Regions from separate parts of the Homo sapiens genome. Here region 1 is linked to region 2. The links are chromatin contacts, found by Hi-C or POLR2A ChIA-PET in ENCODE. All regions are on one chromosome and are shown on one strand. Each heading gives the region's core, a stretch centred on a gene start or an enhancer-like site at or near the end of the contact. The rest is flanking DNA. Distances are from core to core; before and after follow the strand shown. Region 1 has its middle 33 kb from the start of PRDM1. Region 2 has its middle 26 kb from the start of PREP.

Region 1 (4,350 bases), core at 659-3,158, 690 kb before region 2:
TTCATTGTGGGGCATAGTCATGTTCAACAATGATTTTTGTTGTTGAAACTCCGTTCTGGCAATGCTCTTGGGGGCTAGTACAAATATAATAAGTAGAATGTGAGTTTTCTATTAGATATCGGAACTCAAATATTGTCAGTATACACTGCTGTTACTTAAATAACCTTATTAAACCAAAGGTGAATATATGTGAAGGATCCCCAAACACTCATCAAATTAAATGCTACAAAATAAAGGCTGGGTATTAGTATTTCTAATTCAGTGATCCATCTTAGCAGATATTAATAGAACCAATTTATTTAAAAGAGACCAATAACATTAATCAGATTGTACATTGCTCTCTCCTTCATGAAGCAAGTATTTCTTTGAGGTCAAGGTCCTGGTCATATTTGGACCTGGCCTTCAGGCCCAGCTTGGCCCATGTTTGAAGTATAATAGGCAGGTAATAAATGTTCATAGAATGAATGAATGAATCAGTAAAAATGCAGGACTTACCTTTCATGAATACAATGGAAAACCTACAACTTGAGAACAAAAAATGTTAAAAATCTCAGGATTCATGTATTGACTCAACCTATTTGATGAAAGGGATTTAAAAGTAAGAGGGACAGTAGGAAGGATTTTGTAAGCACTTTTTTCTTGTAAGGAATGGGTCAAAAGAACACAAGACTATGGGAATTACGTTTCGTGAATCCTCCACAAACCTACCTTCATAGCTAGTACATAATAAGCTGTAGGTTGCAGAATAGGTTTAAAACCATATTTCTCTTTAAATATCTGTGTATTTTATGGCCTAAGGCTGCTCTGCTGAGGTGGAGTGAGTATTGACCACAGCATATGAAGGTCACAGTCCTCATCACAGTTCCTACGTGTGTGATGTCAAGCAAGTTCCTTAAAGATGTTAACTGTGGATTATTTTGTATGAGCACTGGGTTAAGGTTTTTTCCTGCATTATCTAATTTATTTGACCTCGCAGGGCCTCAGTTTTCTTGTATACGAAATGGAAATAATAAAGTTATCTCGGAGGGTATTTGTGAGGATAAAATGAGACAGTGACCAACAGACCATAGTAACTTATACAGCATAAATCAAATGAGAAGCATTATTTTCATAATTATTGCTGTATTACAGAAATAGCAAAAGCAGTATTTAATGTTCATTTTAACTTTCTGTTTCTTCTACTGGAACAATGAATTTTCAATGAACACTATAGAGAAAAAATAGACATGACTCACGAATCACATGTTCTTTGGAACCTCAATCTCTTGCGCTCTTCATTTATCTCATGAAGGAAATGAACCAAAGAAGGAAAAGTCAAGACAAGGGTGAGAGAAGACAAAAATTGCTTTAAGAAGAGCCCAGCTAATTTCCAGAAAGCTGCTTATTTGCAAATAGTATGGTCAAATTGTTCTATGTGTTTTAAAGGGCCTGTAAGATGACTGGAGTGTGATTTGTAGTCTATTCCTGTATTTTATCTCCCTAGCATTTCTATTCTCTTAGGAGTTTCAGAGTAAGAAGTACATTGTAAAAGCCTGGAAGCTTTGTTTTGGGCGGGACTATGATCTATTGAAAAGCAAACCAACTTCATTCTAGGCCTTGAAGCTTGACAGTGTCATTTACAGAGTGACACAGTCACGCTATAAATGACCAGAGACATTCCAGAGTTCATGACTGTTGTTTAACAACAACACTTCAAGGGTGGCTGCAGGCACGAGGCACAACACGCCCGCCCTAGTGCGGTGAATGTGGGGGAACCACTCCCCACTGGAATGTGGCATTGCTCAAAGGCAGCTGGGCCTTCCTCTCTATCCCCACCGACCTGGACAGACTGGAGGGACGACTCTATTTTCAGGGAATGACAAATTGATTGTGCTGATTGGGTGAGAGTACTTACCTGCCTCCTGCTCTGCTTCCAAGGACAACCTGCGGGGAAGGTTTGTTTTCAAGTGACTTGTATAAGGAAGCATTGCAGAGCAATGAGAACCCAAACACCTTGCTACCAAAGAGGACTTCAGCCAAGCCTTGACTAGACAATTCAGGTTGAGGAGCCTTCTATTCCCCATGTTCCTAAAGCCAACAAGTTACTGGAGGGGACATTCCATTCCACTGACAGAAAGAAGGAGACAAGATGGCAGCTCTAAATTACATGTGCAATAGCCCAGGAGGCTTGTAAACATTTAAGGAGTTGATTGTTATTTTCATTCCTGACTGGTTTGGTGGTGCAAATAACAACTCCATAAATTGCTGAAGCCCAGCCAGAGTGCTGAGGACATGCATTTGTGATCATGACCCATAGTGAGTGATGAATATTCATGGCAGAGTGAATCTGAACTGCTCCTGAAGCAGGTCAGCTGGTGTGTGAACTCAAAACAGGTCTTGGTATGGAAATCAAGTTTGTAGACTTAACCGAAGAAAAGTACTCATGGTTAACAGCACGATCAAGAAATGTCACTACCCAGGAGCTGAGGGGGAGGGGAGCAGGGAGCTGTTGTTCCATGGGTATACAGTTTCAGTTTTGCAAGATGAAAAAGCTCTAGAGATCTGTTGCACAATGTGCCTATAGCTAATACTACCATACACTATCTGCACAGTGATTCCGATGGTAAATGTAGGTTCTATCTTTTATCACAATAAAAAAGAGAATAGAATGTCTCTATAGCATCTACTCTAAAAGAGCTCAAACCGAATATATAGCTGTGTTCCTATTCCCTACTTCTGCTTCCAATCCACCTCCAGGTAATTTCTGTGCCAGGAAGGCAGGTAAAAGCTATTCTCAGGCCACACAGAGGTCACTGTGGCCACTCTTTGGGCTTTCCAGAAACTCGGAGCTCTTGAAGTAAATTGTTTTCTTTTGTTTAATGATCTGTTCCAAGCTTGTCCAACTTGTGACCCGCAGGCCACATGCAGCCCAGGATGGCTTTGAAGGTGCCCAACACAAATTCGTAAACTTTCTTAAAACATTATGATTTTTTTTTTTTGAGACAGAGTCTTGCTCTGTTGCCCAGGCTAGTGTGCAGTGGTGTGATCTCGGCTCACTGCAGACTCTGCCACCCGGGTTCAAGCGATTGTTCTGCCTCAGCCTCCCAAGTAGCTGCGATTACAGGCGCCTGCCACTGCGCCCGGCTAATTTTTGTATTTTTTAGTAGAGATGGGGTTTCACCATCTTGGCCAGGCTGGTCTTGAACTCCTGACATCATGATCCACCCACCTTGGCCCCCCAAAGTGCTGGGATTATAGGCATGAGCCACCACGCCCAGCCAACTTTATGAGATTTTTTTGCGACTATTTTTTAAGCGCGTCAGCTGTCGTTAGTGTTGGTGTATTTTATGTGTGGCCCAGGACAATTCTCCTCCTTCCCTTGTGGCCCAGGGTAGCCAAAAGATTGGAGACCCCTAGCTATTCCCTCAGCAACCCAACATAACCAGGGACATAGTGAATAACCAAAAAGATATACTTTGCCACTCTGAGGATTGGAAAGTCTAGCCGGGGTGGGTATATTGCCTGGGCCAGAAAGGCAAGCTTGATGACCTCTCCTCTCTTCTTCCCTCTCCACCCGGACCCCCTGCTGGCTCCCAACACCTTCTACCCCCATAGGCACCATCCAAAGGGACTTTCCCTCTCTAACCACCAGGGTCTCCAGTGGTGAGCAAAGATGATGACAAAAGACATGATGTGGTTTCTGCTAAGTTAGAAGCACAAGAAGAACTTTCAAACGGCCCTTAGAAGGGAGAAAAACCCAAGTGCGGAAGGAAGTCTGTCAACCTTCAGCTACAGACTTTACCCTGCCTTTTTTTTTTTTTAATCTTGCAGACGTACATGACTCTCTTTAGGAGAAGCCCGCCACGTGCCCAGTGGCCCTCAGCAGAACTCACAGAGAGAAGGGGTTGAAAGTCCCTACTAGCAAAGTTCATTTCCAGCCCATCACCTTGAAATGCTCACGTCTCCGATGTGAACAAGATTCAGATCTGAATTTAAGGGACGCTTCTCTCATTTCTAAGTTATATAGTTAGTTTTAGAAGATTCCTGTCTTCCTTCCTTTTCTTTCTTTTCAGCCAATCCTTTTAAGAGCACATAATTCTTCAGGCTATAGATGAGCTATAATATATTATGTTATTACCCTCCATTTGGAGGAAGGGTTGAAACAGCTGTAATCTATCTAAGATGGGCTGAATGGTTTGCTTTGGATAATGTAATTTTCAGTCTGGAATCCACGTGTAGGTCAAAACTAGAGGAGACAAAAATGACCAATTTGAAGCAATCAGACTATAAATCTTCCAGAGTTTCTGTTGGTTGCAAAAGCTGTTTAACAGGTGGGCATATTGAAAATTTTCAGATAATTCTTAGAGGAAT
Region 2 (4,152 bases), core at 1,051-3,550:
TTGCATGAGCAATTGAACAGCCTTCTGGGAAATAACTCATCTCTATGAGAGAAGAGAGTTCAGGCCCACAAGTCTGACCCAAGAGGACACAGAAGAGCCTGCGCAGAGGTTAATGTGTTTCAGAGTGGCTGAGGGCTCATGATTGAGTCTGAATGAGAAACAGCTGGAACAAGAGTCAATAAAAACTAAAAGAGTGCTTCACACTTCTTGAGGATACTGTGGGTGCTGGCTTCCTAAGTGAAAGAAGATAGCTCCTCTGAGGCCTCAGTGGATTTCACAGGCACCATCATCACTCTGGGAAGGGCATAAGTTCCTTCAACAGCAGCATCAAAGGGTGGCTTACTGGGGACTGTTACCTTGGAGAGTCAGGGCAGGGACAGAGCACGCATGGCACCTGGCTGACCACATTTATTAGTACATAGTAAGCATCCTTGTGACTCCTGGGATTAGTTCAGATGGAAGACTCTGAAATGGGCTTAGACTTCTCTCAATTGCTGATGGTGACATAGCTGGACAAATGCTGTTTTGTTTCTATTACTCTGAACACCAGATCTGTGCCACAGAATTGGTGCTTATCAATTTGCACATTACAAAATATAATGCTGAAAATTTGTAGATTTAAAAAAAAAAAAAACTGGTAATCATGATTAGCTAATCTAAAGGAAAGTTCTTTGACCTTAAAAAAAAAAAAATCTCTCTAAGCCTTGGTTTCCCTATATATAGAATGAGTAAATTATTAACCTACCCTTCCAACCTCCCTGAAATGTCTGAGAGAATGTTTTAAAACTGTGATACTTACTCATATGGACGGGAGTGTTTGTTAATTTAACCTATCCTTTGCTGAAATGTCTGAGAGAATGCTTTAAAACTGTGATACTTACTCATATGGACGGGAGTGTTTGTTAATTTAACCTATCCTTTGCTGAAATGTCTGAGAGAATGCTTTAAAACTGTGATACTTACTCATATGGACGGGAGTGTTTGTTAATTTAACCTATCCTTTGCTACTTATTGATATGCAGTTAATTGTGAACATGTGTCTTCCTTTGGCCAAAAAAACATGAGCAGAGGTGACACACCACTTCCAGATAGAAGCTTTCCAAGTCAGTATGTATTTCACCACGTTCTCTTCACTCTAACAGGATGCTTACGGAACACATTAGGATGGAGCCTCTGTGGATCTGGATCTGGTCCCTGAGTGACTCCACATGTGCTGAGCCACACTGGACCTGGAGCACGAAGGAGAAACACACTTTTGCTGATTTAAGCCACTGAGATTCTGGGATCATTACCTCAACATTACCTGGACTATCCTGATTGGTCCTAGGGCCTTGCCACATCTGGGATACAAATGTAAAATTTAAAGAAATAATCCCAGTCAAATCGAGGTGAATGAAAGAGGGCTTCTTAGAATAAATGTTTTAGTGAAATCCTTAAAAAAAAAAGACTAAGAATAAGAGATGGCATTACTAATGGAAGAACTACTATTTCATATGGCTAGCTTAATTTGAAATATGGCTAAGAATCAGGTGGTCAATAATAACAACACGATGTTTTTAGACAATATTAAAATGCAAATTTCTCATATACTATAATGCTTGAAATGGCTTTAGAGGAAATCAAGTCCTTACCTGTATTTCTATGAGGCTTATATATTACATGAAGACAGAAATAAAAAGCCCTAACACTCAGAATTCCTTTTTATTTATTTTTTATTTGTTTATTTTCCTTTTCTTCCTATTTTGCTTATCATGACAGTGAAGATCTCTATAAATCATGAGCGTAGACATATGAGTTTTAAATGTCTGGATTTGGACAAAAAGGAAACAAACCCAAGGGACATACACAAATAAATACAAATTCATCAACAAATTCCCCATCCCTCCTCACCTCCGCTCAATGTCGGTTTTAAACTCTTGGTGAGGAGTGGTATCTCCAACTCTTGATTCTAGCACTTTCATCCTCTCTTTAACAGCATTATAAAAATGACCCAGAAGACACTGCTGAGTGAAAGCGTACCTTAGCAGAGTGACACAAGTGAAAGAAAAAAAACATCCAAACAATGAGGCCTTTGATGGAGAGCCCTGAGATTTCCTAATAGCAAATAGGACTAATCGGTGGTTATGAAAGTGGTAGCCTCAACTCCCATTAGAAAGAAACAACATGCAGGCCTCTTTCTGTAACTCCCAGAGAGAAACCCTGGGGAGAGTGGTTCACCGGGCTCTCCAACCCAGACAGGTCAAACTTCTTTGCCCTTCCTGAGTGCAGTATGAAGAAAGCATCAACACAAAGGAAATATTTTTGTTGGCAGTCAGATCAGAGCATGCTGACATCCCTGTTTTTAACAATTCCCTGGTCAGCCTGGGTGTGGTTACTCTTTTGAAAGTTTAGTCTTGAGGAAATAGGTCAAGGGAGCCAGTGTTGTTGTGTTCTCCTGAGCGTGACTGAATCCTTGCATTCATTACGTGTGTGTTGCTTTGGAATGAGTGTCTTGCTGAGTGCCACCTACCAACCAGCATTTCTGGCTTCCCCAACTGACCAGCAAGGTCGGACTCTCTCCTTAAAACAGGCTGAGCTGGGCAAGCAAACAGCCTGTTGTGCTGAGAGTCAGAGGAGATTGATCAAACATGAATCTTAGTTGAGGAATGACAAGTAGCTAGGGTTGAGATAAATAATCCAAGAGGCCCTGTATGTATTTGCATAAGGGAAATGGAATTGAAAGAAGACCAGGACTACGAGATAAGCAGAGGCAACTAGAGAAAGGGCTCTTAGAAGGAGTGAGCAATGGTTCTGATTCATAGCCCACCAGCTCTTCCCTCCAGCACTGTGGCAGACACTATTCCCCAAAATCCATTTTCTCTTCTTCCTGAGCACAAAACTGGGCTCCATTTTCCAGGGTACTTTGCAATATGGTGTAACCATGTGACCGGTTTCTGACTAATGGAATGTGACAGAAGCAGTACGTGCTACTTTCAGACCTGGCCCATAAAAGCCACTTACTTACAATCCCGTTTCTCTTTCTAGTTTCCTGGGGTGGTGATGCTAGAAACAATGGGTTAAAGATAGCACAGCTGCAGTCAGCCGGGGTCTCTGCAAAAAGCAGAGCCCACCTTCTCCTCTTCCCATTTCTAGCTGCTGACTTGAAACCACTCAGTCCTATGAAGTGAGAAAGAAATAAACTTTCTGTTCTCTAAGTCATTGAATTTGTAGATCTTTGTTGCAGCAGCAAGGCCTACCCTGCTTATAATTTGTATCATGCCTGTGACATTATCTGACTCACACACTATAGGAGCCATTTACTATAAAGCCAGTGCATATCTCTCCTAGTTCCCTATCATCAATGAATATAGGAGACTTGCATGATTTGACCAATTTTCCTCTCCAGCTTCATCTCTCCTGACTCCTACATTGCTCTGTAGGCTCTGATATGGTTTGGCTGTGTCCCCTCCCAAATCTCATCTTGAATTGTAGTTCCCATAATCCCTATGTGTGGTGGGAGGGACCCAGAGGGAGATAATTAAATCATGGGGGCGCATACCCCCATGCTGCTGTTCTTGTGATAGTGTGTGAGTTCTCACAAGATCTGATGGTTTTATATGGGTTTTTTCCCCTTTTGCTCTGCACTTCTTCCTGCCACCATGAGAAGAAGAATGTGTTTGCTTCCCCTTCTGTCATGATTGTAAGTTTCCTGAGGCCTCCCCAGCCATACTGAACTGTGAGTCAATTAAACCTCTTCCCTATATAAATTACCCAGTTTTTGGGTATGTCTTTATTAGCACCGTGAGAACAGACTAATGCAGGCTCCATCCATACCAAACTCTCACACTCCTTCACATACATCCCTTGTACACAGCCCTCAGCATTTCCATAGGGTGCTCCCTTAAACTCTGCACCTAGCTGCTCACCCCCGCTACTTCTGATCTGTACCTCGTTACTTCTTACTCATTTCTCAAATTCAATTTAGACATTACTACCTTGGGTCACCCTTCTCTATCCCTCCAAGACGAAGTTAGATGACATCTGTGCTCCCACAGCATCCTGTCCTATAGATCCAACTGCACTAGATTAGAGTTACCTCCCAAATCCAGGCTCCATAAATCTCTAGCTTCTAGCATGGTACCTGGAATGTGGTAAGCACTCAATAAATATTTA

The links. Hi-C counts contacts between places; a loop is a spot of excess contacts on that map. ChIA-PET counts read pairs that join two places held with the same protein, here RNA polymerase II (POLR2A). Pooled maps may share reads with other maps.
Region 1: a map of PC-9 shows a loop between it and region 2 (14-fold over the local background). The contact joins two enhancer-like sites. A Hi-C loop is called at or near these places in 1 of 168 maps with a recorded cell type or tissue (PC-9), 1 of 37 single-sample maps with no recorded cell type and 3 of 50 pooled maps. POLR2A ChIA-PET finds 5 or more read pairs at or near these places in 2 of 52 experiments (PC-9 and T-cell).

What each region holds. Positions count from the first base shown.
Region 1 is chr6:106,117,134-106,121,483 of GRCh38, reverse strand. No RefSeq gene overlaps it. Among named protein-coding and RNA genes, the nearest start is that of PRDM1, 33 kb to the right of the region's middle. Within about 2 kb of position 1,908, at least 4 of the 41 ENCODE cell types and tissues checked have a DNase peak (open chromatin) inside an H3K27ac peak, as active enhancers do; they include PC-9, where a contact is called at or near this core.
Region 2 is chr6:105,426,844-105,430,995 of GRCh38, reverse strand. No RefSeq gene overlaps it. Among named protein-coding and RNA genes, the nearest start is that of PREP, 26 kb to the right of the region's middle. Within about 2 kb of position 2,300, at least 6 of the 41 ENCODE cell types and tissues checked have a DNase peak (open chromatin) inside an H3K27ac peak, as active enhancers do; they include PC-9, where a contact is called at or near this core.